2 separate regions of the Homo sapiens genome follow, and region 2 is linked to region 1. A link is a loop called in an ENCODE intact Hi-C map of the cell type or tissue named here. Cell type or tissue: PC-3. All regions are shown on one strand. Each heading gives the region's core, and the rest is flanking DNA. Links, peaks and the distances in the headings are about the cores only. Region 1 overlaps SIPA1L1 (signal induced proliferation associated 1 like 1). Region 2 overlaps SIPA1L1 (signal induced proliferation associated 1 like 1).

The links. A loop is a pair of places that touch in the nucleus more often than their neighbours do. Peaks named below come from ENCODE experiments on the same cell type or tissue, not always from the same donor. Only the 100,000 strongest peaks of a DNase experiment are listed, where the experiment ranks them.
Region 2: a loop joins it to region 1, with 4 times the contacts of the local background. A loop is called at or near these places in 2 of 110 quality-filtered maps.

What each region holds. Positions count from the first base shown.
Region 1 is chr14:71,364,262-71,380,850 of GRCh38, reverse strand. All of the region lies in intron 2 of SIPA1L1 (signal induced proliferation associated 1 like 1), which reads right to left. Among named protein-coding and RNA genes, the nearest start is that of SNORD56B, 26 kb to the left of the region's middle. In PC-3, for the core only: no CTCF peak of the experiment used is centred there; DNase peaks (open chromatin) are centred at 8,190 and 8,640; H3K4me3 peaks cover 1,401 bases; H3K27ac peaks cover 2,439 bases.
Region 2 is chr14:71,440,966-71,457,554 of GRCh38, reverse strand. All of the region lies in intron 2 of SIPA1L1 (signal induced proliferation associated 1 like 1), which reads right to left. It also overlaps the pseudogene RN7SL683P. Among named protein-coding and RNA genes, the nearest start is that of SNORD56B, 51 kb to the right of the region's middle. In PC-3, for the core only: no CTCF peak of the experiment used is centred there; DNase peaks (open chromatin) are centred at 5,874, 7,684 and 8,084; H3K4me3 peaks cover 1,216 bases; H3K27ac peaks cover 2,327 bases.

The DNA of each region.
Region 1 (16,589 bases), core at 6,655-11,654:
TGGTCTTCAAGTGCATGGATTTTATACTCAAACATGACAATAACTACATAAGTATTATGATGATTAAGAGATCAGACAGGGCTGGATCTAAAAGGCCTGAAAAATAGATATTGTATCCCTACTCTACTTGGAATCATTTCCCTGCTTCCCAAGGCTAAGAGCTATGGCTCTCTATCAAGGCCTACCAACCCTGACATTGCATAGATTTTAGATTTCTTCTACCCTGCTATCCAAAAAACTTAAGAGTCCTGTATCCTATTCTCTTAAAGTCTTGTTCTCCAGATAAAACCAAATTTTTGTCCAGAGGCCAAAGGCAGATAACATCCCAGGATATAACTTCTTCAGTAACAACACAGGCAATTAACAGGAATCTTTGGAATGCATCGCAAAATACCAGACTGAACATGGAGCAATTTAGAGGCCTGTAAGTTCTTGAGCATTTAAGTACCATATTTGGGCAGCTGTCTACCTTCATGCAGGACTGTATCTGGGATATGAAGAAGTTATGAGATGAGCGTCATTTTACAAAGCATGGGACAAGTTTTACACCACAAAGGATATTCAACTAAAAGTTATCTACAAGAACCATTTAATTATCAAAGGACATAAACACAAATAATTTAATTCCTAACTATCCAAAAGTATGTTAATTATTCCATACACAATTTTACACACATTAGGTATGTTTTTAAACCCTTTTCTATTACCTTACAAGTAAGATACCCTTAACAACTCTGTGAAGTTTACATTTCTGGGTGAAGAAACTAGCAGTATATTTACATGACTTAGATTAAAATGGCAACTCTGTGACTTTCAAATCCTAGGTCAAAGAAACCTCTATTCTATATTATTATTATTATTTTCAAAAAGAAGGCACTTGAAAGAATATGGCAATAATAAGTTATCAAAACACAAAAAATAGCTAATCATTTACAAAAACATTTTATGTGATAGTGAGCCCCATAACAAAAAAAGACGGTATTAAAATTGTAAAATGGAAAATGTATAAAATACTGCTCAATGTCTACCAAACGAAGCACAAAGAAAGTAAACACCACTAATACTTTCTAATGTAAATGAAATCTACAGCAAGAAATACATTAGTTTTCAAATCACTGAAATAGACACCATACGCGCACGCGCGCACACACACGCACTCTTTTTTCCTTACATGGCAGAAGATAACACTGAATTAGTGTTTTATATTTTAAAGATCAGGTTAACAACAATGTATGTCAATTAAAAGTCTTACTGTGCCAGGTGCAGTGGCTCACGCCTATAATCCCAACACTTTGGAAGGCTGAGGTAGGAGGCTCGCTTGAGGCCAGTACTGGGCAACACAGCGAGACCACATTTCTTTAAAAAAAAAAAAAAAATTAATTAGCCAGGCACGGTGGCCTGCACCTGTAGTCATAGCTACTTGGGAGGGTGAGGTGGGAAGACTGCTCAGGCCCAGGAGTTTGAAGCTGCAGTGAGCAATGATCAGGCCACTGTATTCCAGCCTGGGCAACAGAGTGAGACCCAGTCTCTTAAAGGAAAAAAAAAAAAAGAAAGAAAGAAAGTCTTAATGTAATGTAAGTAAGTGGATGACACTTACCTCCATTCCCTCCGGAAATGACAACAAAGAACATGACAGAAAAATATGAAAAAAAGGCAACAGCATATGAGATGTCAACAAAATTCTGACAGATAGAAAAGCAACACATAACTGGGAATTGATTTAGCAAACTGGAGAAAGCTGAAAACGAAGTGTGAGGAAGTCACCAGGAGGAAGCAATCTATTCATGATACAGAACTTCAGAACGGCTAAGAAACTGAGGTACTAAGGGGTGAGGCTGAAAATGAGAAGAACTAGATCAATAAGGGGACTACCATTGAAATGGCAGGGCCCAAACAGATCATCCAGAGGCAAAGGAATGCCAGCCTCACCACACACAGAGCTTCTAATCAACTTTTAAATAGAGTATTACCATCAAGAGTATAATTATGAAAAGCAACATTTCATAATTATAAAGGAGACAATTCATGAAGGCATACAATTATGAATGTACACACATCTCAAAATAAATGAAGCAACAACAGACATAATAAAAAAAGGACAATGACAAAATCATCATAGATTTTCAATGTATCACTCAGTGATAGAACAATTAGACAAAAAAAAAAATCAGGAATGACCTAGAAGTTCTGAAAAACACTATCAACCTAATTAACATTCACAGAAAATGTGGCAATTGAAAAAGACACATTCCTTTCAAATGCACATGGTACATTTATCAAGACAGATCATATCATATGGTGGGCTCTCAATAAAAGGATTGAAATTCCACAAATATTCTCTGACCACAACAGAATTAAATTAGAAATCAATAACAGGATATCTAAGAAAATCCCCAATGTATGAAACAACACACCTCCAGAGCTCATAGGTCAAAAATGAAACCAAAAAGGAAATCAGAAAACATCTGAACCAAATGGCAACAAATAGAAAACATGTCTTATTTTAAATGCTTAATAAAAGAAAATAAGAAAGATCTACCACAGTTACCTAAGGTTCCACCTTAAGAAACAAGAAAAAGAGCAAACTAAACCCAAAATAGAAAGAAGAAAATAACAGAAAACAGAAGTCACTGAAATGAAAAAAAGACAACAGAAAAAATTAACACAGCCAAAAGCTGAGTCTTTAAAAGTACCATATCAACAAAACCGACACACTTTTAGTTAGAGTGATCAAAAAAAAAAAGACAAAACACAAATCATTAGTATCAGAAATGGAAATACAAAACCAAAAAACCAGAGATCCTATAGACATTTAAGAAGATTAGCTCTCCCTCTCCCTCTCCTTCTTTCCACTGTCTCCCCCTCTCCCTCGTCTCCATCTCCTGCTTTCCACGGTCTCCCTCGGTTGCCGAGGCTGGACTGTACTGCTGCGATCTCGGCTCACTGCAACCTCCCTGCCTGATTCTCCTGCCTCAGCCTGCCGAGTGCCTGGGATTGCAGGCACGCGCCGCCACGCCTGACTGGTTTTTGTATTTTTTGGTGGAGACGGGGTTTCGCCGTGTTGGCCGGACTGGTCTCCAGCTCCTGAACTCGGGTGATCTGCCCGCCTCGGCCTCCCGAGGTGCCAGGATTGCAGACGGAGTCTCACTCACTCAGTGCTCAATGTTGCCCACGCTGGAGTGCAGTGGCGTGATCTCAGCTCGCTACAACCTCCACCTCCCAGCCGCCTGCCTTGGCCTCCCAAAGTGCTGAGATTGCAGCCTCTGCCCGGCCGCCACCCCGTGTAGGAAGTGAGGAGCGTCTCTGCCTGGCTGCCCATGGTCTGGGATGTGAGGAGCCCCTCTGCCTGGCCACCCAGTCTGGGAAGTGAGGAGCGTCTCTGCCTGGCCGCCCAGTCTGGGAAGTGAGGAGCATCTCTACCCGGCTGCCACCCTGTCTGGGAGGTGAGGAGTGCCTCTGCCCGGCCGCGACCCCGTCTGGGAACTGAGGAGTGCCTCCGCCCGGCCGCCCCGTCTGAGAAGTTGAGGAGCCCCTCCACCCGGCAGCCGCCCTGTCTGAGAAGTGGAGAACGCCCCCGTCCGGCCGCCGCCCCGTCTGGGAGGTGGGGGGGCACCCCCGCCCAGCCGCCACCCCATCTGGGAGGTGGGGGGGCGCCCCCACCCGGCCGCCGCCCCATCTGGGAGGTGGGGGCTGCCTCTGCCTGGCCGCCCCATCTGGGGGGTGGGGGGGCCCCTCTGCCCGGCCGCCACATCTGGAAAGTGAGGAGCCCCTCTGCCCAGCTGCCACCCCGTCTGGGAGGTGTACCCAACAGCTCACTGAGAACGGGCCATAATGACGATGGTGGTTTTGTCGAATAGAAAGGGGGAAATGTGGGGAAAAGAAAGAGAGATCAGATTGTTACTGTGTCTGTGTAGAAAGAAGTAGACATAGGAGACTCCATTTTGTTCTGTACTAAGAAAAATTTCTCTGCCTTGGGATGCTGTTAATCTATAATCTTACCCCCAACCCCGTGCTCTCTGAAACATGTGCTGTGTCAACTCAGGGTTAAATGGAAACGATGCTTGAAGGCAGCATGCTCGTTAAGAGTCATCACCACTCCCTAATCTCAAGTACCCAGGGACACAAACACTAAGGAAGGCCGCAGGGTCCTCTGCCTAGGAAAACCAGAGACCTTTGTTCACCTGTTTATCTGCTGACCTTCTCTCCACTATTGTCCTATGACCCTGCCAAATCCCCCTCTCGGAGAAACACCCAAGAATGATCAATAAATACTAAAAAAAAATAAATAAATGAAATAACTGATGCTGGTGAGATTAAAAAGAAAAAGGAATACTTAAAAAAAAAAAAGTTGCCTGATTTTTTAGTTTTTCAAGAGTAGCTTAAATCTGGATCACGTGGAACCTCCTGATTTTTAAATACTGGCAAATAAATGATTTTCTAATAATTGTAAAAGCCAATTTGCTAATCAAAGTAAACCCAACATGCCTACTAGAAAAAAAAAAAGAAGATTATAAGAGAACACAATGTTTAACTATGCCAACAAACTCAACAACTTACATGAAATGGACAAATTTCTTGGAAAATTGAACCTATCAAAAATAACACAAGAAAGAAAAAGTCTAAGTAGCCATATATTTTTTAAAGACATCAAATCTGTTATTTAAAATATTTCAAAAATGGAAATTCTAAGTCCATATGATTTCACTGGCAAATTCTATGAAACATTCAAGAAAAAGATTAAACCAATTCTACATACACTTTTTCAGAAAACAGAAAAGGGATCAAAGCCCAACTCATTTTATAAGGATAGCATAATGCTGACACTAAACAAAAAATAAGAATCACAGACCATTAATTGAGGCACAAAAATCTTTAACAAAATTTTAGCAAATTAAATCCAATACTATATAAAAAGGTATACCATGAGCCACCACAGTTATCACAATAATGCATTTTTGGTTTAACATTTAAAAATCAATCCGTGTAATACATCATATTAACAGATTAAAGAAGAAAATGCTCAGGATCAGTCTAATAGACACAGAAAAGGTATTTGACAAAATCCAATAGACATTCATGATAAAAATTCTCCACACACTAGAAGAGTAAAGAACTTTATCAAATAACTGAGGACAAATACAAAAAGCTAAAACCAATATAATACTTAAAGGCAAAAGACTGAATTATTTTCTCCTGAGAAGAGTAAAGCAAGAATGCTTGATATCACCACTTTCTAGTCAACACTATACTGGAATAAAGCAAGAAAAAGAGGTGTAAAGCATAAAGATCGGAAATAAAGAAGTAAAATCTCTTATTTGTGGAACATGATCATTTGTGTAGAAAATTCCAGAATCTAAAAAACAACTACACTATTATAAGAAATGAATTTAACAAGATTGCAGGATACAAAGCTGATGTAAAAAAAAATCAAGTATATTCTTACATATTAGTAGCAGACAATTAGGAAATAAAAGTTTGCTTTAAATCCCACTCATGGGCAGATGGATATTGGTATATATTAATACTTATATATCTCTTTCCCACCAAAATGGGAAAATAAAGAAAGATGACCACACAGAATCTAGGAAATAGAAAGTCCACCAAAGGAAAAAGCCCAAGAGAATCCCCAAGATGGTGGTAAAAAGAAGTTCCAAAATGGCAGCTCCCCAGAGGCTAGAAAGCAAGCAGCTCAGAACCAACAGGACACAGAACCCCGAAAGAGACAGTGCCAAGAGAAAACCAGAACTGAAGAATTCTCTAATCTGCTTTACCCTTTGAGTTGTTATAGTTCTATAAGAATATTTAGAACAAAATTATTGTTTGATAAATAGAAAGCTAAGCAAATAAAATGGTCTGTCTCTATTGGAGAAACAGTTGGAGAAAGAAATTATGATCACTGAAAACTCTGTGGTCACTGTCATCAACATTCAAATGATAATACTGTAAATACTGAATGATGGCTTGACCAAAACTTAGGTAAAATTATCATTGAGAGGATGGGGAAAGGGAAATAGGAGGAGCCAAATCCTTACCTTGTATAGGAAGAAGTCAAAATATAATGTTTGCAATTGAAAACTACAGGCTATAGGAGTGAAAATATATTATTTAGATATATGGCAGTGAATGCGACTAGAAACAGCAAAAAAAAAAAAAAAACTTTCAAAACGGTTGCCTCAGAGAGAGAAGCAGGAAGCATACAGCATAGGAATTTTTCTTTCCAAGCCTTGTATTACTATTTACTTACAATTTAAACCAGGCATGACCACTTTACTAAAATTAAAAATTAAAAATAATATACTTTAGATTTCTGTGAAAACTTTGTTTAAATGTAAACTTCATACCACACTGTCAGTTTCTGTCTTAATAAAACTATAGATTTATAAAAAATAATAAATACTATAAATAAAAATCTATAGTGTGCAACCTTGAAGGCTCTATCAAGAAAATACTTTTAACTGAATACGATTTCTCCAAATAAGTTTACCGACAAAATTAGTTGGAATAAAACATATAAGAGTATATAAATAATTACAAAAAATTAACTCTTACTGATAAATTGAAGAATGAATCGTTCAATAAAAGCATTTAGTAAAATACTACAAAAACAGTCCTATATCAAATATCTCCGGTTTCCTGATAAATACTGCAAATGGCAGTTAAGTAAAAAAATTTTGTCAAAAATACTGACATCATTCTAAAGAATATACAATATGCCCATGGGATCTTCTAAACATGATCACAGGCATTCTATTTCAGTTCTTTGGCTGTCTGCAGTAACACGAAGTACTTTCAAATACTACACAAGAGCTCCAAAGACCACTTCCTTGCATTCATAGCAGAGCTGCCCTGAATGGACACTTTACCAGTCATTTCAAACAGAATGACTCTAAACTCCACTCCAGCCAGTGTGCAGAGGGTGAACTGAGTCTAAGGATTTTTTCTTAACTTTTTGTAGGGACATTTCATTATGTTACCCAGGCTGGTCTTGAACTCCTGGCCTCAAGCAATCCTCCTGCCTCAGCCTCCCAAAGTGCTAGAATTACAGGCATGAGCCACTGAGCCCAACCAGGGTTTCATTTTAAATAGCTTTCAAATCACAAAGGTATCAGGAAGGAAGAAGAGAGGAGAAAAAATATAAAATTTTGAAAAGTATATACATTTTTAAATACTGGTAACTTTTTTTTTTTTTTTTTGGAGACAGAGTCTCACTCTGTCACCCAAGGTGGAGTCCAGTGACGTGATCTCAGCTCACTGCAACCTCTGCCTCCCGGGTTCAAGCGATTTTCCTGCCTCAGCCTCCTGGGTTCAAGCAATTCTCCCACCTCAGCCTCCCGGGTAGCTGGGATTACAGGCGCCAGCCACCACACCCAGCTAATTTGCTTATATTTTTAGTAGAAGCGGGATTTCACCACGTTGGCCAGGCTAGTGTCAAACTCCTGACCTCAAGTGATCCGCCCACCTCGGCCTCCCAAAGTCCTAGGATTACAGGCGTGAGCTACCACACCCGTCCAATACTGGTAACTTTTTTTTTTTTTTTTTTGAGACGGAGTCTTGCTCTGTCGCACAGGTTGGAGTGCAGTGGCGTGATCTCGGCTCACTGCAACCTCCACCTCCCGGGTTCAAGTGATTCTCCTGCCTCAGCCTCCCGAGTAGCCGGGACTACAGGCACGTGCCACCATGCCTGGCTAATTTTTTGTATTTTTAGTAGACATGGGGTTTCACCGTGTTAGCCAGGATGGTCTCGATCTCCTGACCTCATGATCCGCCTGCATCGGCCTCCCAAAGTGCTGGGATTACAGGCATAAGCCACTGCACCCAGCCCAACACTGGTAACATTTCAACCCATTCCTTTAGATGTTTGTTAGGAGATTATCTGGAAATTCTAAAATACTATCCACAGTTCCATCCAATCAGAAACATTTCAATTAAATGAAAAATGTTAATATACCTAAGAAAACACTCAAGGGAACTCTACAGATGTAGGCTCCATCCTCTGGAGCAATTTCTCACTGAAGATTTATGTGACCCAGGTACTTATTCCTGTGTTTGTAAAGCATAATCTGTGATTATGCAACTGAATATTACAGACACCCCAGGCCATTCTGTGTTTAAAAGTAAGTGTTTATGGCTATAACTTGCCAAACAACCATAATACCACTTAACCTCGGTTCAACTACTGCTTGAATGGACTTGTTAGGATTACACTGAAATACAAACACAAAATGAATACTAGGCCAAGGAATGTGATGTCAATATACTGAAAGAGGAAGAAAAATTCCTTACATAATGCTCCTTAGTCACTAGGACAGAATGTACATGAATATTTAAATTCTACGTACTGAAAACGTAAATGTAGAACACAGACAGAAATAGCGAATTGTAAATTTTGGAAAAAGAAGTAAATTCCTCTAAGAGGAATGTCATCTCAAAAAACAGCTCCTTGTAGATGGCAATAAAGTATAATGTTGTTTCTGAGTCTATTCAAGTAAATTAATCTGGATACGGGAGAAAAAAAGAAATTGAGAATTTTGTTTAAATGTATTGTTCAGAGCAGAATGCCCAAGGTTTTATTTGAATCTATGCATACTGATAGCAACTAAAAGTCATTACCACCCAATTGCTTCCTGGAAGCTGACTAATTCTGAGTGCACAAGTCTACACAGGAAGGTGAGCCAGCATACTCATTCTCTTCTGTCAGGCAATCACCCAGTATATACTGACCAAAAACATGTCCTTTAAAAAATTAAAACCATGAACGAGACAGTATCATAATATCTGAACTGTGGTTTCTCATATTTTCTAACCTCTTAATAAAATAAAGGGTTCAGCAAATAAGTCTGAGTTCATCAGATTTGTTTCAACCATTCAGCAATCATGTTAAACTTGAGATGCATTAAGGAGATCAAGTAAGGGTTAAGAGGCTGACACCATCACCTGACCTCTAGACTATGCCACTTAGAACTGTTTTATTTTACCACTCAAGTGAAATGTGACACAAGAGTATACAAAGAATACATGTGAAACCATACCTTTGCTTAAACTCCAATTATAGTGAACATTATTGAGAAACAACCATCCATAGCTCCATAAAACACTCAATTATGCCTATAATAAAATAATAATAGATATTTTAATATGCTTTGAAGACTCTGGCCAGGCACGGTGTTGCAGGTCTGTAATCCCAGCACTTTGGGAGGCAGAGGCAGGTGGATCACTTGAGCTCAGGAGCTGAAGACCAGCCTGGACAACAGGGTGAAACCCTGTCCCAACCAAAACAAAACAAAACAAAACAAAAATTAGCCAGGCATGGTGATACATGCCTGTAGTCCCAGCTACTTGGGAGGCTGAGGTGGGAGGATCACTTGAGCCAGGGAGGTCGAGGATGCAGTGAGCTGAGATCACACCACTGCACTCCAGCCTAGGTGACAAAGCAAGACTATGTCTCTAAAAAAATAAAAATAAAAATAAACTTTGAGGCTGCCTTCTGTTACTTTCATCAGTAGAGACAGACCATTTTAATCTTTCATCTTTCATGAATAAACAATCCATTACAGAAATATTGTCCTTATCATTACTCAAGGTAAGGCAACCATTACTACAATTCCACTTCGAAATTCATTTTGATTACCACTGCCCAATGTTCTAACAAGTATTTCTTATTCACACTAATAATACTCAGGATAATGGCTGATTAAATATAAAGTGAACTACTTAGTCTAATAGTATGTCACCAATGAGAAAACAGCATTATTTATCAAGGTCATCCTGTTATTTAATAAATAGAATTAAAGATCAACTTCCCCCATTTAGTGGCCTTTTTCACTCCAAAATACCACTCTTATTATTAAATTCATTTAGTATTTGCCTTTATATTATAGTATTAATGTATATCACTTTTATTATAAGTACTTTCTATAGAATAGATACTGCAGAGCCTGGACTATTTCTGCTTATGTTAAATTATTACTATTTAAAAACAAGATATACAAATATAAATAACATAGAAACTAAACTGTGATGTCACAGACACAAGGTACCATTTATGATTTGGCAAAATCCTGGGCGACTGTTGAGCATCACAGTTGGAATCAAGACCTTTGAATCCTAGATTCATAACTGACCTTGGGCACGCAAGTTGGCCTCTCTGACTCTCCATTTCTAAACGCTTCAACTTCACCTGAGTAACACCCACATGAAGAAATGAGATAATGTATGCTCTTAGTACATATATGTATAATAAGCTCTTAGTAGCCACCAAAAATAAGTACTGCCCCTTACTGTTGTGTTGGTGTTACTACTGAAGGGCAATTATACAGCAGTCACACTAAAGGAGTTACACTTAAGCAATGCACACACCTGTCTTTAAAAGTCTATCCCAATAGTGAAACAAGAATACCACAAAAATAAGAGCCAAAGACAAAAACCACATGATTATCTCAATAGATGCAGAAAAAGCCTTTGACAAAATTCAACAACCCTTCATGCTAAAAACTCTCAATAAATCAGGTATTGATGGGACGTATTTCAAAATAATAAGAGCTATCTATGACAAACCCACAGCCAATATAATACTGAATGGGCAAAAACTGGAAGCATTCCCTTTGAAAACTGGCACAAGACAGGGATGCCCTCTCTCACCACTCCTATTCAACATAGTGTTGGAAGTTCTGGCCAGGGCAATTAGGCAGGAGAAGGAAATAAAGGGTATTCAATTAGGAAAAGAGGAAGTCAAATTGTCCCTGTTTGCAGACGACATGATTGTTTATCTAGAAAACCCCATCGTCTCAGCCCAAAATCTCCTTAAGCTGATAAGCAACTTCAGCAAAGTCTCAGGATACAAAATCAATGTGCAAAAATCACAAGCATTCTTATACACCAACAACAGACAAACAGAGAGCCAAATCATGAGTGAACTCCCATTCACAATTGCTTCAAAGAGAATAAAATACCTAGGAATCCAACTTACAAGGGATGTGAAGGACCTCTTCAAGGAGAACTACAAACCACTGCTCAATGAAATAAAAAAGGACACAAACAAATGGAAGAACATTCCATGCTCATGGATAGGAAGAATCAATATCGTGAAAATGGCCATACTGCCCAAGGTAATTTACAGATTCAATGCCATCCCCATCAAGCTACCAATGACTTTCTTCACAGAATTGGAAAAAACTACTTTAAAGTTCATATGGAACCAAAAAAGAGCCCGCATCGCCAAGTCAACCCTAAGCCAAAAGAACAAAGCTGGAGGCATCACACTACCTGACTTCAAACTATACTACAAGGCTACAGTAACCAAAACAGCATGGTACTGGTACCAAAACAGAGATATAGATCAATGGAACAGAACAGAGCCCTCAGAAATAATGCCGCATACCTACAACTATCTGATCTTTGACAAACCTGAGAAAAACAAGCAATGGGGAAAGGATTCCCTATTTAATAAATGGTGCTGGGAAAACTGGCTAGCCATATGTAGAAAGCTGAAACTGGATCCCTTCCTTACACCTTATACAAAAATCAATTCAAGATGGATTAAAGATTTAAACGTTAGACCTAAAACCATAAAAACCCTAGAAGAAAACCTAGGCATTACCATTCAGGACATAGGCATGGGCAAGGACTTCATGTCCAAAACACCAAAAGCAATGGCAACAAAAGGCAAAATTGACAAATGGGATCTAATTAAACTAAAGAGCTTCTGCACAGCAAAAGAAACTACCATCAGAGTGAACAGGCAACCTACAAAATGGGAGAAAATTTTCGCAACCTACTCATCTGACAAAGGGCTAATATCCAGAATCTACAATGAACTCAAACAAATTTACAAGAAAAAAACAAACAACCCCATCAAAAAGTGGGCGAAGGACATGAACAGACACTTCTCAAAAGAAGACATTTATGCAGCCAAAAAACACATGAAAAAATGCTCATCATCACTGGCCATCAGAGAAATGCAAATCAAAACCACTATGAGATATCATCTCACACCAGTTAGAATGGCAATCATTAAAAAGTCAGGAAACAACAGGTGCTGGAGAGGATGTGGAGAAATAGGAACACTTTTACACTGTTGGTGGGACTGTAAACTGGTTCAACCATTGTGGAAGTCAGTGTGGCGATTCCTCAGGGATCTAGAACTAGAAATACCATTTGACCCAGCCATCCCATTACTGGGTATATACCCAAATGACTATAAATCATGCTGCTATAAAGACACATGCACACGTATGTTTATTGCCGCATTATTCACAATAGCAAAGACTTGGAACCAACCCAAATGTCCAACAATGATAGACTGGATTAAGAAAATGTGGCACATATACACCATGGAATACTATGCAGCCATAAAAAATGATGAGTTCATGTCCTTTGTAGGGACATGGATGAAATTGGAAATCATCATTCTCAGTAAACTATCGCAAGAACAAAAAACCAAACACCGCATATTCTCACTCATAGGTGGGAATTGAACAATGAGATCACATGGACACATGAAGGGGAATATCACACTCTGGGGACTGTGGTGGGGTGGGGGGAGCGGGGAGGGATAGCATTGGGAGATATACCTAAGGCTAGATGACGAGTTAGTGGGTGCAGTGCACCAGCATGGCACATGTATACATATGTAACTAACCTGCACAATGTGCACATGTACCCTAAAACTTAAAGTATAATAAAAAAAAAAAAGAAAGAAAAAAAAAAAAAGAATACCACAAAAATAAAACAAACAAAATGTACAAAAAACATAAAAGCTGCCCCAGAAAAGGTCTAGTATATTTTCTAACAACAACGAAAAAGTCTAAGTTCTATTCTGACTTGAGTAAAAAAGGTTTAAGATTTCACACTGAAGACATTTACTACTTAACCCCCAATGCCCCGGAAATAAATCTTTTAATAAGAATTAACTAATGTTTTAATTAAAAAAAAAAAAAAAAAAAGGAAGGCCGGCACGCTGGCTCATGCCTGTAGTCCCAGCACTTTGGGAGGCCGATGCAGGGGAGTTACCTGAGGTGAGGAGTTCGAGACCAGCCTGGCCAACATGGTGAAACCCCGTCTCTACTAAAAACCCAAAAACTAGTCAGACGTGGTAGTGGGCGCCTGTAATCCCAGCTACTCAGGAGGCTGAGGCAGGAGAATCGCTTGAACCCCGGAGGCAGAGGTTGCAGTGAGCCAAGATGGCGCCATTGCACTCCAGCCTGAGAAACAAGAGCAAACCTGTCTCCAAAAAAAAAAAAAAAAAGGCCGGGCACGGTGGCTCACACCTGTAATCCCAGCACTTTGGGAGGCCGAGGCGGGCAGATCACGAGGTCAGGAGATCGAGACCATCCTGGCTAACACGGTGAAACCCCGTCTCCAGTAAAAAATACAAAAAAATTAGCCGGGCGCGGTGGCGGGCGCCTGTAGTCCCAGCTACTAGAGAGGCTGAGGCAGGAGAATGGCAGAAACCCGGGAGGCGGAGTTTACAGTGAGCAGAGATCGCGCCACTGCACTCCAGCCTGGGAGACACAGCGAGACTCCATATCGGGAAAAAAAAAAAAAAAAAAGCAATGAATGTTCATTAGCTTTTTTATAAAAGTGAAAAATTAGAAACAGGCTAAACGTCCATCCAATGGGAATATATGAAAAAATGTATACAGCTATTAAAAGAATGAGAGAAGTTTATATATCCTTACATGGAATGATCGAAGACATGCTGTTAAGTTTAAAATAAAAAGGCACAAACACACAAAGTATTACTATTTATGTTAAGACAACCAAAAAAATGTATGTCACATACATACATATTTATGCACTTACATGCATACCAAAGGATTAAAAGTATGCAACTAACAGTGACCTCTGGGCATTATTCTGCATAATTTTGTGTTATTTGACGATTTCTGTGAGACCATATTTATATATTTCTTGTGTAACTTATAGATCCCAAGAAAAGCAAGCTAATAAACGCACTAGGTTAAAACTGAGTAAAAATAAGTTTTAAAAAGCACTTTATACTTTACAAAAATCCTTTAACATATTACTTAACTTGATCCCCACAATAAGCTTTAGAAATTACAGTAGTGTCCTTACTTTTAAAGAGAGAACAGACTCAAGTAGTTATTAATCCACAGTTAATAAATGCAGAGCCACACGCCTGTAATCCCAGCACTTTGGGAGGCCGAGGCGGGTGGATCACGAGATCAGGAGATGGATACCATCTTGGCTAACACAGTGAAACCCATCTCTGCTAAAAATACAAAAACAAAATTAGCCAGGCATGGTGGCGGGCGCCTGTAGTCCCAGCTACTCGAGAGGCTGAGGCAGGAGAATGGTGTGAACCCAGGAGACGGAGTTTGCAGTGAGAGATCACGCCACTGCACTCCAGCCTGGGCGTCAGAGCGAGCTCCATCTCAAAAATAAAATAAAATAATAAATGCAGAGCCAAAACAGAAACATGGTCCCAACTCTAAATTCAATGTTTATACTACAGCACCTCCAAAAACTGAAAACACTGGCATCTATACCAAGGCATTCTCTCTCTCTGCAGTGCTTCTGGTTCCTGTGAAAGTTCAAAGTGCAGAGGAAAAGGCAGTAGAATAGGAGTCAAAAGACCTGGATTCTAGTCTTGACTACACCACCACTAAGACTTCATGATAAGTCAAACTCCACAACAGTAATTATCTGTAGCTGCACAACAGATTCAACAGTGATGCTTTTAAAAAATACTAACTACCCAGGCCTGACCTCTAGAGATTAAGACTTAATTGGTCTGGGCTATCAGGACTTCTATTAAAAGCTCCCCAGGTTATTCAAGAACCACAGCTTTAAGACTTAGTAGCCTTGGCCAGGCACAGTGGCTCATGCCTGTAATCCCAGCACTTTGGAAGGCAGAGGCAGGAGGACGGCTTGAGCCCAAGAGTTCAAGACCAGCCTGGGCAAGATGGCAAAACCCCATCTCTTAAAAAAAAAAAAAAATTAACCAGGCATGTTGGCAGACAACTGTAGTCCCAGCTACTCAGGAGGCTGAGGTAGGAGGATGGCTTGAGCCAGGGAGGTAGAGGTTGCAGTGAGCCAAGATCTCAGCACTGCACGACAGCCTGGGTGACAGAGCCAGACCCTGCTAAAAAAAAAAAAAAATACTTAATAGCCTTGCCTGATAAAAATAAAAAATGTTAAAAACCATGTGTGCTACATACTTCACATAGTTGAAGGAAGAATGCAATAATATATAAACAACAAAATGCCTTAGAAATGCAAAGGAATTATTATTTATTAATTTAAACATGTACTAAACTTGTATGCTCCACTGGGATAGAGAGAAGCTGAGAAACTACCATGTCATCAAACAACTACTGAGCAGTGAGAAAAGGCACACAGACGACACAAAGGCAGTCATGACTAATAACCTCAGGGTCTCAAAGTGCCTACGGGCAATAGTGGAAAGAGGGCTTTGAAAAGGCCGTGCAGAGGAGACTCTTGAGCTAGATTTTGGCATTATCGACAGTGGGGCACAGCATAGGTAGGCAAGTAATTCAAGATGTTCTAGGCCCAGCAGGGTGGCTCATGCCTGTAATGGGATGAGCTGGGGCACTTTGGGAGGCTGAGGCAGGAGGATTGCTTGAGCCCAGGAGTTCAAGACTAGCCTGTGCAACATGTGAGACCCTGTTTCTACAAAAAAATAAATTAGCCAGGCATGTGATGTGGTCCCAGCTACTCAGCAGGCTGAGATGGGAGGATGGCTTGAGCCCAAAAGGTCAAGGCTGCAGTGAGCCGTGATCGCACTACTACACTCCAGCCTGGGCAACAAGAAAAAAAAAAATTGGCCTAGCATGGTGGCTCATGCCTGTAATCCCAGCACTTTGGGAAGCTAAGGCAGGTGCATCACTTGAAGCCAGGAATTCGAGACCAGCCTGGCCAACATGGGTGAAACCCATCCTCTACTAAAAATACAAAAATTAGCTGGGTGTGGTGGCATGCGCCTGTAGTCCTGGCTACTGGGGAGGCTGAGGCATGAGAATCGCTTGAGCCCAGGAGGCAGAGGTTGCAGTGAGCCAAGATCGCACTACTGCACTCCAGCCTTGGCTACACAGTGAGACTCTGTCTCAAAAAAAAAAAAAAATTGATGTTCTGCTGGAATATGCAGATGATGTGCTGTAGGCCAGAGGTTCTCAGCAAGAGGTCTCAGGGCTCTGAGGAGTCTGCAAGGTCATAATTATGTTAATAATAAAACCAAGACACATAATCACCAAAAATTAGAAACAACCCAAATATCCTTTAACTGGTAAGTGCACAAACTGTGATATATTCATATACTGGGACAGGACTCAGCAATAAAAATAAATTAGTGACACACACAACACAACTGAATCTCAAATGTCTTATGTTAAATGAAAGTAGCCAGATTCAAAAGGCTATATACTGTATAATTCCATTTATACGACAGTCATGAAACGGCCAGACTAAGGGTGGGAAGAGAAAATAGGTCAGAGGGTGCAGGGGTTGGGGAGGGGAACATTTGGGAAAGATGGAAATGTTTCATATCTGCACTGTATTTACAACCATATGTGTTTACATTAAAAAGGGTGGGTTTCCCTGAATATGAATTA
Region 2 (16,589 bases), core at 5,156-10,155, 78 kb before region 1:
GAGGCCAAGGCAGGCAGATCACAAGGTCAGGAGTTCAAGACCAGCTTGGCCAATATAGTGAAACCCCATCTCTACTGAAAATACAAAAATTAGCTAGGAGTGGTGACATGTGCCTGTAGCCACAGCTACTCAGGAAGCTGAGGCAGAAGAACCGTTTGAACCGGGAGGCGGAGGTTGCAGTGAGCCGATATCATGCCACTGCACTCCAGCCTGGGCAAAAGAGCGAGACTCCATCTCAAAAAAAAAAAAAAAATGTTCATTGCAGTTTGTTTACCATATAGCCTGTTTGGAGAGAATAGGTCAACAGAAAAGCAGATGCTGACAATTTCTCTTTTACAAGGAATGGAAGAATGGAGGGTTGCTAGCTAGACAAGGAGAGCAGAAGACTATTTGAAGAAGGCAGGAAATAAAAGTCAGATGGATGCTAGGGCAGTTTGAAGTATTAAAAAATATATTCTACACAGTGTCAGTAAGTCTCCATTTAAAAGATATTTACTGTAATCCCAGCACTTTGGGAGGCCAAGGCAGTAGGATTGCTTGAGGCTAGGTGTTTGAGACCAGCCTGAGCAATGTAGCAAGGCCTTGTCCTCAATTTTAAAAATAAATAAATAAGAGAAATTTGGATTTCAGATGGCAATACTGATGTCCTATTAAGTTGGTTTCAAAAAACTTCTGCACAAACTTAATGCTGGAAGCAATAATTCTTATTTAGATTTATTCAATTCTCCAGATCAAGAAACACAAAAGGTTGTTTGGAAGAAAAATATATTTTATTTTAAAAACTGGATTCGTCCACCAGGAAAAATGAGTGAGTAAAGACTGAAAAATTAAAAACTTAAAAATGTAAAAGCTTTTTAGAACTGGATTAATATATAACACACTTTAGACATTCTGTTTTGTCTGAAAATAAACTTTAACTCTTCTGTAATAATAAGCCAACACTATAAGGATGCAAACAAAGTAATATAGAGTTGCCAATAATTATTAATGTTTTTTGGCTGTAATTCCTGGGCTATTTTATATAATTGTACATTTGGTTCTGCCTAGACATGCTATTCAGCTGGATTCATAAAACATACCACACTACCACACAAGTGCTGGCAGACCAATGTATAATAAACAGTTATCCACTGTAATATTTTAGTACATAAAATTGATAGGGTTGTATTTTTAATATAAGATGTTGAATACTTGTATCAATAAGAATTTCTTACATTTATTGCAAGCTTTTCAAACACAAATCTAAGCATATCATGAATGATGGATCAGTTAATGCGTGTCTGTTCTCTCTCATCTGATTTGCTCGTCTCTTTGCTTTTTTACCGTGGCTGCTTTTGTGCTATCCATGTACTATGCTCTTGCAGTTATACCACACAACAACTTGAGATGTTGTTTTACACATATTAGTAAAAGAAATATCTCAACACCAGGGTTCTGTCTCAGAGGATTGTTAAAAACTGTTTAGACCAAATTGCCAATTAAAAAATGATATTGCATGTGAAATAAAATAATTTACGTTTTTCCCTTTAGCTGTAAAAACAAAATCGCACACAATTTCTAAATACCATAAACACAATAGTAAATGAAAGAGTTTTGTCCAAACTAGTTAAGATGTCAAACCAACCAACAATAACCACCAAAAGTATATTAAACAAGTAATATATAAGTAAGAATACATCCTGCTACCGTAATATGTGAAGGGAAAGGCATCATAAATACTTGGAAAAAACAAGAAGGAACAATTTAACATAATGACTCAGGCATTGAAAGCAAACATATGTAGGTTCAAATCTCAGCTCAGGCCCTTACGAACTATGTGACCTTGTAGAAACCAATTTACCCTTATTAGTAACATGAGAACATCCACTGACATCTCACAGGATGATTTTAAAGATTAAATACTACATGCCAAAGTCTTTAGCAAAGTCCCACATATAAATTAAATTAAATAATAATGGTAAACATTATTATTATTGCTAACTTAAACTTCTTTCAATAAGCATTCGGAATTACCAAAAGACCATAACCTAAGATAATCAAATTTAATCATAAAAATCACACCAATTAAATCACACCAATTTCTAGTTTAGGAATTTTGTCTCGTGATCATATGGAACTCCAAAGAATTCTAAACTATAAACAAGCAATACAGACAGCGGGAATAAGCCATTCTTCCTCCTTTCTCCTAGTCCAAATAATTTAAGAAAAGGGATGAAAAAAAGCAAGAAAAACAATCATTTGGAATCAATCACTTCGCCATTCACTTGATCAAACAATGGCATACATTCAATCACAGCTAAAGATAAAACTAAACAATTTGCAAGTAAAGTTACAAAACTGCACACTCATTTCCTCTAACCTGTAAACCAACTTGTTACAGTTAACACTATAATGATTTTCTGAGACAGAATGCAACTATTCAAACAAGTATCTGTACATGATAAAAATATGAACTTAGTAAAAAGGCATGGCATTCTATCTCATTCAAATCTTCACTTGTACATTCACTCATGAAGGATCTAGCAGGTTCTGGCTCTGTGTCAGCCCCTGTCAAATATTAATAAGGCAATAAGGGTAATCCCTGCAGGAATACAGTATCCGTGAAAGTGTAAAGAACCTGTGACATCAGGTGTCCCGTCTCACTCAGCACATGATTCTGAACCTCCACAGTAAAAGGGCAGATAAAGGGAGTAACCGCAGTGACACCGGGTAGACAGAGCCAGAGCTTATAGGGCCCATCTCATGTGTGCTTTATCTGATCTTCATCTTGAAAGCTATGGTTTTATAATAAACAGCTTTTTGTTGTTTCTCCTTTTATTTATGGTACTCATTTGTTTAATCAGCATATTTGTTCAGTTGTAAGAAAATAAACTCTATACTGCCTTTGCACCCAATCAGGCACCAATTTCTAAGTGTCCATTTTCTAAGTGTCTATTCCATTCTTCGAAGATAGTTCCAAGACCACCTTCTCCAGAAAGCAGAAGCCTTCAATTAAAAAAATCACCTCTTTGCTGCTATGGTATTACATTTAATGATATTTGTACCTTTAATTAGATGCTTTAATTAAAATGTTTACTTAATATTAATATAAGAAAGTATAAATCAAGAACAACTCTCCATACAATTCCCTAATAGTCCTTTATCTGAGATTCAATAACTGCCAATCCACTTTTATATATTACTGGCGCCCAGGATAGCTAAAGAGTTGACAGAGAGTTGTTCAATTTAAACCAAAGGTTCTAAATACTATAGTTTTTCCGCAAGTAAAATCATAAGATCAGAGTTAGGACATTTCCATCTACCCTTTCTAATTATGTGACCTCCTTTAACCTTTTCCAGCCTCAATTGCCTTGTACATACAATGGGTATAACATGCCTATATCACAGTACTGTTAAGAATACAGTAAGAAAACATGGATGACAATGCCTGGCACCAGACCTGGGAACACAGGGTTTGTTCAGTCTCCATGTTATTTTAAGATGGCCAAGTGATGATCTATGAACTCTCTTTCTAGGATTTCTTTTTTCCTTTTTTTTTTTTTTTTTTTTTTTTTTTTTGAAACAATCTCGCCCTGTCACCCAGGCTGGAGGGGAGTGCAGTCGCACGATCTCAGTTCACTGCAACTTTTGCCTCCCAGGTTCAAGCAATTCTCCTGCCTCAGCCTACCGAGTAGATGGGATTACACGAGTGAGCCACCATGCCCAGCTAATTTTAGTATTTTTAGTAGAGATAGGGTTGCACCATGTTAGCTAAGCTGGTCTTGAACTCCCGACCTCAGGTGATCCACTTGCCTCGGCCTCCCAAAGTGTTGGGATTACAGGCGTGAGCCACTGCACCCGGCCTCCTCCATCTAAGATTTCTAATGCAATACTTCAAGGATCTCTTACTTTCATTTCATGATCAAAGAAAATTTAGTATTAAAAACTAAGAACTATACTCCAGTATTATGATTCTTATACAAATATTTCATACAGCTATTAGACTCAGACTTAAGTCTCAAATGCACTTTCTACTTGCATTAAATTTACTTGTAATTTTCTATCCTAGAGTGAGATTCTTTTCAAAGTTACGATGCAGCCTGGGCAGCACAGTGAGAACCTGTCTCTACTAAAAATTTAAAAAATTAGCCAGGTATGGTGGCACACACCTGCAGTCCTAGCTATTTAGGAGGCTGAGGTGGGAGGACTGCTCGAGCCCGGGAGGTCAAGGCTGCAGTGAGCTGAGATCGTGCCACTGCACTACAGCCTGGCCAGCAGAGCAAGGTCCTTTCTCCAAAAACAAAACAAAAGAAACCCCAAAAAAGCTAAAACCAAAGTTACTATGAATAAAGAAGGGATGAGTCATTATTGGCATATTGTTCTGAAGACAATTACTGCACTAAAGCCAGAAAGCATTTCCTTTTAGATTTCTTAAGTTGAATTATTTAACAAACATTTTAATTAGCTACATTGTGAAACAGATAGATAACTTTAAATATTTCACAATTTCAAAAATTCACTAAACATGGAACAGAAAGTCATTAAATTGGATCATCAAGCAGCAAAATTTGGATGTTGTATCTATTAGTGATTACCATAAAATATGACACAGAAGGGTCTAGAGATTTGAAAAACTTGGTGTACAGTATATCCTGAACACCAGAGGAAAATAATAGTTTCTGTGAATATCGAAATAAAGTCAAACTAGCAGAGATCAGTTTAAAAACCTAAGATTTAAATAACATAAGATCTCCCCAGAGGGGAAGTTCTTGAGGTCAAAGCACTAGTCCTCTTTAGTCATCAGGGAGATGCAATCTGCACAACAACAAATACCACTTCATACCCACCAGAATGGCTAAAATCAAGACTAAAAATACAATGTGCTGATGAAGATGTGGAGCCACTGGAACTCTCACACACTGTGTGTGAGAGTGAATCAGTAAACTACTTTAGTAGAAGGCTTTGCTTTGCAGTGTCTACTAAATCTGAACAAATATTAATACATATCCTATAGCTTGGTAATCCCACTCCCAGGTATAGATGCCTAACAGAAATGTGCACATATGCCCAAAAAAGCAAAAACAAGTATAAAAATACTATAACAGTATTAATAGTAAAATGGTCAAAATCTGCAAAACAAAAACAGATGTTCAGTAGTAAATAAAGTGTAGTATATTCACATTATAGAATACTACACTAAAAAATTATCCTTCCTATATACGAAAATGTGTATACATTTCTCAAACATTACATTGAGTACAACCAAAGAGTACATATTATATTATTTCATTTTTATAAAGTTCAAAAGCAGGCAAAACAAAACTATGGTGACATAAGTCAGAACAGTGGTTACCTTTGGTAGTATAGGGGGTGGTTGGTACTGAAATGGGAGAGAACATGAGGGGGGGGTTTCCTGTAATGGTGGTGGTATCCTGATTTTTAATTGTGATGCTGGTTATACACTTGTGTTAAGTTTGTGAAAACTTATCAAAGGTGAAAACGTAGGATCTATCTGCTTTTCTATATGCACGTTAAGCTTTTTAACTTATAAGCAAGTAAGTCAAGGTATTTATATATTTTATATAAGCAAAAATATACATATTTGGAAGACCAGAGTGGTGTTTTGTTCACGAAATTGTTTTTGATGTATATAATTCCATGCATTTTTGTCTTATATAATGACCATTTTCCCTTCTCTCAAATATTTTAATTAACAAGTAAAAATTGTATGTGTTTATCATATACATGTTGTTTTGAATTGCGTACACACCAGGAAATGGCTAAATCGAGCTAATTAACATATATGTTACCTGACATACTTTTCATTTTTTTGTGGTGAGAACATTTAAAATCTACTCTCTTAGCAAGAATGTAGTACACAGTCATTAACTTTAGTCATCATGTTTTACAAGAGAATTTTTTCTTTTTTTTTTTTTTTTTTTTGAGACAAGGTCTCGCTGTTACCCAGGTTGGAGTGCAATGGTACAATCACAGCTCACTGCAGCCTCCACCTCCTGGGCTCAAGTGATCCTCCCACTTCAGTCCCCTGAGTAGCTGGGACTACAGGCATGCACCACTATGCCTGGGTAATTTTAAAATTTTTTTGTAGAGACAAGGTCTCACTATATGGCCCAGGCTGGTTTTGAACCCCAGGGCTCAAGTAGTCCTCCTGCCTCAGCCTCCCAAAGTGCTGGAATTACAAGCAGGTGCCTGGCCTGCAATATATTTCTTATCTACTAACTTATTAACTTATCTATTAATTTATTCTTCCTATCTAACTGAAAAATTTGTACCCTTTTTATCAAATATCCCCCTCCCTAAAACCCTCACTATCCCCCCTTCTCCCTGGTAGCTACATTCTACAATCTACTTCTGAGTTCAACTTTTTTATTTTGCATATGTAGGGGAGATCATGCAGTCTTTCTGTATCTGCTTATCTCACTAACATAAAGTCCTCCAGGTTCATCCATGTTATTGTAAATGAAAGCATTTCCTTCTTTTTTACGGCTATACAGTATTCCATTGTGTATATATACCATATTTTCTTTACCCACAGATCTGTTATTAGACACTTAGATTGATTCCATATCTTGGCTATCATGAATAATGCCACAATAAACATGGGAATTCTGATACTTCTTCAAACACTGATTTCAATTCCTTTGGATATATACCCAGCAGCGGAACTGCTGGATCACATGATAGTTCTATTTTTAATAATTTAAGGAACCTCCATATTGTTTTGCATAATGGCTATTCCAACTTACATTCCCACCAACAGTATGCAAGGGTTCCCTTTTCCCCCATCCTCTCAAAACACTTGCTATATTTTTTGTCTTTTTTTAATAACAGCCATTCTAACAGGTTTTAATAACAGCCATTCTAACAGGTTTTAATAACAGCCATTCTAACAGCCGTTCTAACAGGTAAATAACATTGCAGCTTTAATTTACATCTCTCTGATAATTTCTCAAATATTTTAGAATAAAACTTTTTATGGCTCCGAAGTTGAATGCAGTACTAGATAGAGCCATAAATTAAAAGTCTGTAATCTAGAAAAGTTTTCATCAACAATAGTCAAGATGTCTTTTTTATTCATTAACTAGCTGAACACTTAATGATATAGAAAGTTTGGCTACCCAGAATGACTCATTTCTGTGAAGTTTTGTTTAATGAACAGGTTTATTACAAAGATTTTAAATCCTTTTATATAAATGAGTACAGAGTCTTAGAGAACACACTATCGAGCTATAAACTGACACCTTAGGAAGTAAATTAAATCTACTGTATCAGTACAAGGGTGATGAGAAAATCAGTAAGCCCTCCAAATAGAAATATGACAGAATATAAATCTAAATATAAAGTTACATATATTTATTTCTGGTATATCTGTATATTAACACATAAACACACTATCAAGAATGTAAATAATCGTAATAGAAAAATTATATAAAGATATATTTAGCAGAAATATTACATATATCTCTGGGTTTAGGATTTGGGATAATTTTTATTTTTTAAGTTTTATTTTACTGTTTGCATTGTTAAAATGAACATATATCATTTTTAAGGTTAAAAAATAAGCTAAAAGATCTGAGAAAAAGACAGTTCCTGTTCAAAAAAATGAGTCAATGCGTGTTTTCTTCCTGATTCACAGAACAAATTAGTGGGAGAATTTTCTCAATTTTAAGACCTTTCTCCCAATGTTAGCCTTCTGGCATCTGCCAAAGTATACCTACAAGCAAATACCAACAAAGCTCATATAGCAGAACAAATAGAACAGTAGCAGAAAACTGGCACTAAAAGAATTCATAATAACATTAATAAATCATGCTTAACTGAGACAGTCCCCCCACCTCACCTCCAACCCTGAGCCAGCAGTTGTGATTTTATGTTACGTACATATAACTGTGTTCATTTTCTGCTAGTAAAATCGTTCTTCGTTCCTAAGATAGAATTAAGTATACCAGTATTTCCTGATTTTCTATTAAAATCACATAACTTCCAGGTGCTCCATTATCTGAACAAAAATAAGGACCTAGAGGCATCCCTGTCACCAGATGTGTAGCCTTGTGACTAATGTTAGCTGTATCTTAAAGACAAGAAAAGGGAAAAGGTGAATTCAGCTCTCTAGGAGCTCAGTAGTAAATTACTCACCAGGTAGAATTCTGCCCATTGTCTCAATTACTCTTCCCCAGACAACTTCATTTGTTCAGAGAAAAAAACAAAAGCCCAATCTGGTTTATTCTCCCAGCTAATCAAGCCATCCACACAAAGCTGAACTAAAACCATAACTAGAGTTTAAATTTCCTGATTCCTTCCTTGAAAGGTAGTCTTACTAATTAGGTAATTTACAACAGGGCCTTGGCAAACCAAAGAGGAAACCTGAAAAAGCAGCAGCCTTTTGCTGTCCCTCTGGCTTTAATCACCATGAAGGTCACCCAGTCCTGCCATCAACCAGCTCTCCTACTTTGGAGAAGCAGGCTGACTCAAAGAGCAAACACCTGTCTCTCATAGTAATGACTTTATTCTCCAGGCCTAACTTTATAAATGAGAAAACTAAGAGAGTAAACAGCTCTATTAACACTGTTGTCATTTTTTAAAACAATTCTTTTAAAGAGATGGGGTCCTGCTATGTTGCCCAGGCTGGAGTGTAGCAGCTATTCACAGGCACAATTCCACTACTGATCAGCACAGGAGTTTCCAACCTGGGCCAGTTGACCCCTCCCTTAGGCAATCTGGTGGTCCCCCACTCCCAGGAAATGCTGAACTTAGTAGGGACACTCAATTGGCATAGAGCACTACAGCTTATAACTCCTGGGTTTAAACAATCCTCCTGCCTCAGCCTCCTGAGTTGCTAGGACTACAGGCAGGTACAACACCCGGCTTACAATTAGACTTGAAATGCAGGCTGTTATGAAGAGTCTCTTGGCTACAGTTCAAGGGAAACATAACACATTAATGCAAAACATCTTCAGCTTTCCCCAATTCCACTTATTTCAGCCCATTTCAGAAATGTCTTCTTTATTCCAACTTGAAAATTCATGTTATACTTGTTATAAATGTCAAACGGTTTTCAGAATATAGAATTCCAGTGGCTAGAGTTAGATGCCTGGGAACACAACTAGCCCCATAAACCTTGGGCAAGTTGCTTAACCTCTCTGGGCCTCAGTTTCTTCAGCTCTAAAAAGAGGATAATACCTACTCCATAGGACTGAGGTGAAGGTCAATACATTAGAGCACTTAGGAAACTCTGTGGCACATGGCAACTGATTGATCAATAAAGGTCAGTTATTACTATAATCATTGGTGTGGATGATGTTATTGCTACCAGAAAGACAACCAAGAAAGCGATGGAAGCGTAGGAAAAAAAAGTGCAAAATAAAGGAAAGAGAACTAAGAGAAAGAAGAATGGCAGCTGCCATGTAATAGCCAAGGGGCATTAGACAAGTTCCTTCAGTTTCCTCATCTACAAAACGGAGATGACATCCACTTGCTCCATCACCCTCCTCACAGGACTGTTCTGGAAGCCACAAGAAAATATCTCTGGCCACAGAACAGAAAGCTAAATGTCTTGCATTGTCACTGACCAGAGGGGCTCAACAAACCTTGGAATACCATGAACTTTCACAATGAGCCATTAGTCAAATAACTATGCACATTAAATGAATATTCTGGATACCACTCTAACAAAAAAATCAATAGTAGGCCAGGCATGGTGGCTCACACCTGTAATCCTAGCATTTTGGGAGGCAGAGGCAGGCGGATTGCCAGAGCTCAGGAGTTCGAGACCAGCCTGAGCAACATGGTAAAATCCCGTCTCTACTAAAAAAATACAAAAAAAATTAGCCAGGTGTGGTGGCACACACCTGTAGTCCCAGCTACTTAGGAGCCTGAGGCACAAAAATCACTTAAGCACAGAAGACAGAGGCTGCAGTCAGCAGAGATCATGCCACTGCACTCCAGCCTGGGCAACAGAGTGAGACCCTGTCTCAAAAAAAAAAAAAAAAAAATCCACAGTACATGCTTTTAAAAAATCAGATTAAGTAAACCATAGTAAAGTATCCACTACCTAGTGACACCAAATAGCATCCCCATAATTTTGCACTGGCAGAATAATCAGAACTCTTAGGAAGCATCTGCCATCAATTTTAAAAGGCAACCCTAAAGTGAGCTGTGAAACCCAAGTACACCATAGCACCATAGGCTTGTTAGGGGTCCCACAGCAAATCCAGCTGAGTAGATCTAAACTGCCTCTTATTTAGGCTATGAACATTTGAATAAAGTTATTTTCAAGCTTTGTTCTTTATTATATCCTACAAATTTTCCTTTCACTACAATACTAACATAAAAGCTAACAGAGGATAAGCGTGGTGGCTCATGCCTGTAATGCCAACACTTTGGGAGGCTAAGGCAGGAGGATCACTTGCCCAGGAGTTCAAGACCAGCCTGGGCAACACAGTGAGACCCTATCTCTACCAAAAAAAAAAAATGTAATTAGCTGAGCATGGTGGTGCATGCCTGTAGTCCCAGCTACTCAGGGGGCCGAGATAGGAGAATCACTTGAGCCTGGGAGGTCAAGGTTGCAGTGAGCCATGATCATGCCACTGCACTCCAGCCTGGGAAACAAAGCAAGGGCCTGTCTCAAAAAAAAAAAAAAAAAAAAAAACAAAAAAAAAAACAGAGCCCATCTCTCTTTATTTGCAGGATCTACTTAACTCAATTGGAAATGTATTTTCAAATATGGTTTGTCAAGGAGAGATGAAGAAAAGGCAAGAGTTTCACCCCTTACTGTTTCAGAAGGAGAATTTGGGACTGCAACAGAAAAAGTCATTCAGACACTCTGACCTAATAATTCTTATCCTAGATAATTATCCTAAGAAAACAATCAAGCATTTATATAAAAATGCACACACACAAAAAAACACTGAAGACTGATTTGTAACAAGTGATTACACAAATATATAACAAGATGAAATAGTAAATTCTTTCTTTCTTTATATTTTTAGAGACAGTGTCTCGCTCTGTCGCCCAAGCTGAAGTGCAGTGGCATGATCATAACTCAGCTGCAGCCTGGAACTCCTGGGCTCAAGCGATCCTCCTGCCTCAGCCTCACAAAGAGCTGGGATTACAGGTGTGAGCCACCATATCCAGCCTCTAAAAATTATTTAAATAAGATAAAAAATTCAAAAGGTATGCTAAACATAAAAAGCAGAATACAAAACATACATACAATAGAATTCCAATTTTGTTTTAGAAAATACATATGCATAGAAAAAGAGTAAAAGAAATATAAGAAAAAAATATTAGAAACCCAAATGAGCATGGTTTCTTTTTTGATTCCTATTTTCTGAATTAGCTAAAATCAGCTTCTTTTACTTACTTAGTTGGCAAAAAACAATTCCTTTAAAATAAACAAAAAGTGTGAGCCAGGCATGGTGTCTCATGCCTGTAATCCCAATACTTTATGAGGCCAAAGTGGGAGGATCACTTTAGCCCAGAAGTCCAAGATCAGCCTGGGCAACACAGTGAGATTCCATCTTCTACAAAAATAACAAAATTAGTTGGGCATGGTGGCAAATGCCTGTAGACCCAGCTACTCAGGAGGCTGAGACGAAAGAGCACTCCAGCCCAAGGAGGTCATGGCTACAGTGAGCTATGACTGGGCCACTGCACTCCAACCTGAGCAACAGAGCAAGGCTCTGTCTCCATAAAAATAAAATAAATAAATAATAAAATAAACATAACAATGTGGTTTCAATTAACAATTCTGTTAAGTTACCTAATATCTAAATTACTTACTTTGGTACAACTACAATAACTGAAAGAGAAGATGTATTTTGCAAAAGTAGTAATTCGAGTAAGAAATATTTGTCATCCAAATGTTACAATCAACAAATGTTGGAAATATTTACACTGAGAGTGTTTTACATTTGAGAGATAATTGTGTAATATTAATATCAAATGCATGACTCCATATAGTACATATGCACTTAAGTGAACCACCAGTACAACCGATTTGAGAGAGATTATCCAGTCTCTCTTCCCATGCACATCTAAAAACTAAAATTAGTACAGACAAATTCTGCCAGGCTAAAATCAGACTTTGTTTCTAGATACAAGAATTAAAAAAAAAAACTTAGACTTTATTTTAAAATAAAATTCCCGAGAAAGAAACAGTGATCAGTGTAGCTAAACAAGATTAAATTTCAGCTCCAGCTGATAACTTCTCTCATCTTAAGACAAAAAAAGTGAATTCTGATTCTAATCCTACTCTCTCACCAAGGCCTCAGACAATTGAGAGTTCTCTACATATCAGGAAATATACAGGAGGTCACAATTTTGAAAGAACAAAGTTTTCCTTCTTTCTATGACATCAGAAGATTTTCAGCTTAATAAATGGATTTTTTCTTACGCCAGGATAAGTAGAAACTGTCAATGAAGCAATTAGATTGCATGTTGTCTTCCACTAACTATAATTATTTCATATGAACATGTTTTCTTTCTCCAAATAAAATGCTTCTAAAGTTCATATCACAAATATTTTATACTTAAATGTGGTATCTGTTAGCTTTTGCTCAGCCTAGAACCACCTGGAACCACCTGGTCCTGGGGTGGAGGTATCTTCCCATGTTTAGGAACTGTCTCTTCTAGGCACAGAACAAGCACTAGCTAGTAGCTCCCTATACAGGCTTTAGTGGCAAAGAGCACTTCATCAGCTTCTTTATAACATTCCAAAGCTGAGAGTATCCTTTGTGACTCCTTCACATAATACAAAAACTCCAACTCAACAGTATGCAGGTAGAAAGTCTAAAGGGTCCAACTATGTTCTCTCAGTGCCAATAAGAGGGAGCAGCAGACACCTACCTGGGCCTGGCTCAAAAACACCTCATGACACCATTCTCCAGGGACCAAAGGGAAAGAGGTCAGTCTTGCTTTTCACAGTCACACTGAGAACACTTACTGTCTTTACAAAAAAGTAAACCACAACCAAGCTCCCAGGATGAGCAAAAGAAATGCCAATCTGGGAACTGTAGATAGGAAATGGTCTCAGGCATTGAAAAATTCGGTGGATATTCATTCCCTATTCTGAGAACCATGAATTAGGAGAGTCTGGGAACTTTTTACCTTCTTCTGAAGTTGCTCTGATTTCAAAACGCTATCCTATAACCCCCCAAAAAAGTACTGAATGGAATACTTTTATTTTTTGAGAGTGAATGCTAATTTGATTGAGAATTTTATAGTGTTCTCATTGAAGTAAATGAAATCATTCTTTGTGTTCACAGAGAGGTGGGAAGGGCTGTAGCTCCGTGCTATTTGTAAACGCTCTGAGCACCTAAGAGGCAACAATCGGTATTACTTTCGAGAACGTGAATTGGCTAATGTACTTGCTAGGTATATGCAGAAACTAGACTTCAGGGTAACTGAACATAAGACATGGAACATCCTAACACCGCTGACATCTAACCTTCACAAATGTTTTTGTTCTGCTTTGCTTTAGTGGCTGTGATAGGATTGCCTGGACAGAAACTAATAAATGAAGAAAAACAAGATTGTCTGGACTTCACATACTATTTATCTCCTATGGGTCCAAGATACAACATGTGTGACTCTAGGCTCTTCTCCCTTCTACCTAGGCAGGTGCCAAGGAATGTACTCCACAGACCTGTGGAGAGGGGGATTCCTATGCAAGTTATTTGCAGCAAGAGGATGACAGTGGGTCCCCAGTGGGGGACAGTGTGGCACCTCTGTAACAGAAGTTGTCCCTAGTGATTTCCTTTATTTCTCAGAAAAGTGTTGTTGCAACTATGGTTGCAGATATATGTGTATGCCATCTAATACTGTAAGTCTGGGTTTTAAAAGTCTAAATTCTACAGAGTAGAAATTATTCTGCTTAACCCGCTTAGCATAACACAAGCTCATTACCATCATGAAAAATAATTCCATCAAGGCAGAGATTATTAGGGAAGGGCTCCTGGAAGCACACTTGTTGGTTTTCCAAAGGTCTTATTGCATGTCATCTCAAGTACATTAAATACTGGCAACATCTCTGCTTCAACTTGATAAGTGGCTTCCATTTGAAAACCAATTTCATTTTATATTTATTCAAAAGCCCATAAAAAGGATTACAAGGAACTATAAATACAAACAAGCACAAAAAGATAAAATTCTTTATCAATGATTAAATATTACCAGTTTCCAGAATTCGTGTATTGATTAGCCCCAAAAATTACTTTTATAAAAAATATGATCAGCAACAGACAAGTACCTAGAATATCACTAAAGTCTTGTGTATGATGCAACAATTACCTCCTTCACACTAGATACTGGACTACAAAATTATAAAATGGAATTCTGAAAGGCTAAATATTTTCAGACAGAGTAACACTGAGATTTCTTACAGAATAAAAACCGAATCTCAGGACATTTTGAACACAGGCACTGTAAGCACAAAGTTTACCTCCCTAACTAATACTGTAAACTGGTTCCAACATGAATTATGTCCAGAGGTTTCTAAATGATATTCCAATAACCATCTCAATGTGCAACATGCCATACATTATCCTTAAGAAAATGTAAGACGTCACAAAAACATAGGCTCTTTTATGATTATCAAATCTTTTTGTTTGTTTGTTTTAAGAGACACAGTCTTGTTTTGTTACCCAGGCTGGAGTAGAATGGCATAATTATAGCTCACTGCAGCCTTGACCTCCTGGGCTCAAGTGATCTTCCCATCTCAGCCTCCCAAGTGGCTAGGACCACAGGCACATGCCATCACGCTTGGCTAATTTTTATTTTATTATTTTTTTTATAGAGACAAGGTCTCACTATGTTGCCCAGGCTGGTCTCAAAGTCCTAAGCTTACGCAATCCTCCCACCTCAGCCTCCCAAAGTGTGGGGATTACAGGCATGAGCCACCACACTTAGCCAATCATCAAATCTTTAAACAATCACTGTTTTCTCCTATTTTCCTATTTTGCCCTATCAGAAAAAACTTAATATTTATAGACAAAAGAAAAAAAGTACAACACAAAGAAAAAAATTTATAGACATTTCTCCATTTATTTCAACTTTCTCTTCATTAGATGTTAACAAAATAACATTTTTCATGTTAATTACTATAATTTAAAAAAATAAATTCCAAGTTGCCAGGGGAAAAATCTCATTACTCTTCCATGCTTTGGCAAACCTTCTTATGCTTCCATCTATACTCTGGGCTTTGAATCAAGTAAATGAAATCTTGGCTGGAAAAGACATACATTATTAAATAATTTAGGATACTGACCCTTTCTAATGCAAAAGGAAGAGAATGTCAATACTATATGTTCTGAATTTTTTTAATTAGCCCGCAAGATTTTACAGTTTAAGTTACTTCTTTTTTTTTTTTTTTTTTTTTTTTTTTGAGACAGAGTCTTGCTCTGTCATCCAGGCTGGAGTACAGTGACGCGATCTCAGCTCACTGCAACCCCAGCCTCCCAGGTTCAAGCCATTCCCCTGCCTCAGCCTCCTAAGTAGCTGGGACTACAGGTATGCACCACCATGCCTACCTAATTTTTTGTATTTTTAGTGAAGACGAGGTTTCACCCTGCTGACCAGGCTAGTCTCGAACTCCTGACCTCAGGTTATCTGCCTGCCTTGGCCTCCCAAAGTGCTGGGACTACAGGCAGGAGCCACCACACCTGGCCATACATTTTAAGTTACTCCTGATCTACATGGTTATTTTATTATCTAAAAAGGACTTTAAAGTGTTACTAACATTTTAAAGCAACATATCAAAAAAAGTTTTAATCTTTATCACTAACTAAAACCTACGGAACTAAGAGAAAGGAGTGTTAATCAAAAACTTAGCCAGTCTTTCCATCCACTATAGTAGTTACTGTATACGAACAATTACCCGAGATTTATCCAACGTTCATTCAACAAGCATTTATTTAGTACTTACATGTCCCAAGCACTATACTCTGCCATGGAGAGGCAATAATGAGCATGACAGACATGGTACCTGAATGCAGGAATCTTAGAGACTATGTCCCTCCATGCCACCACTTTAAGCTCAAAAGAAGCATAAAAGTATAACCCTTTCCAAATAGCAGTATGATGGCTATGTTTTTATAAATAATCTAGATGGCTAAAGGTTCAACCCAAGATCCTTTGGGAACTTCTGGGCAGCAATACAAGGACAGAGGCCACTAGGAAGCTGGCTCTTTTCTGGGACTATGGAAGCCAGCCTAGGGAAGGCCACACCAGATCCCATCTAAATATTTTGGCCAGCCTATGCTCCAAGGGAAAATCTCCCTCTGCAAGACTTTGGATCAGAAACAGATCCATAAATAACCTCCATCAGTGGCAGACTTAAGAGGCTGTGTATGTAAAATAAGTTGCAGAAATTCCATTATTCAAACAGACAACACCATGTTTCCAGTCACCTCAAAGCCATGAACTCACCAAGGTAACAAGATGCTGAAAATTTATACCATCAGAATTATAATCCATTAAACAAACAACTAGATTTAATGATCTTTCCCAAATAGTAAGTCTGAAATTTGTTTTTTTACACTGAATCTTAACTTTCCTTAGTGATATCTTTTAAAGAACTTAGAAACAATTTC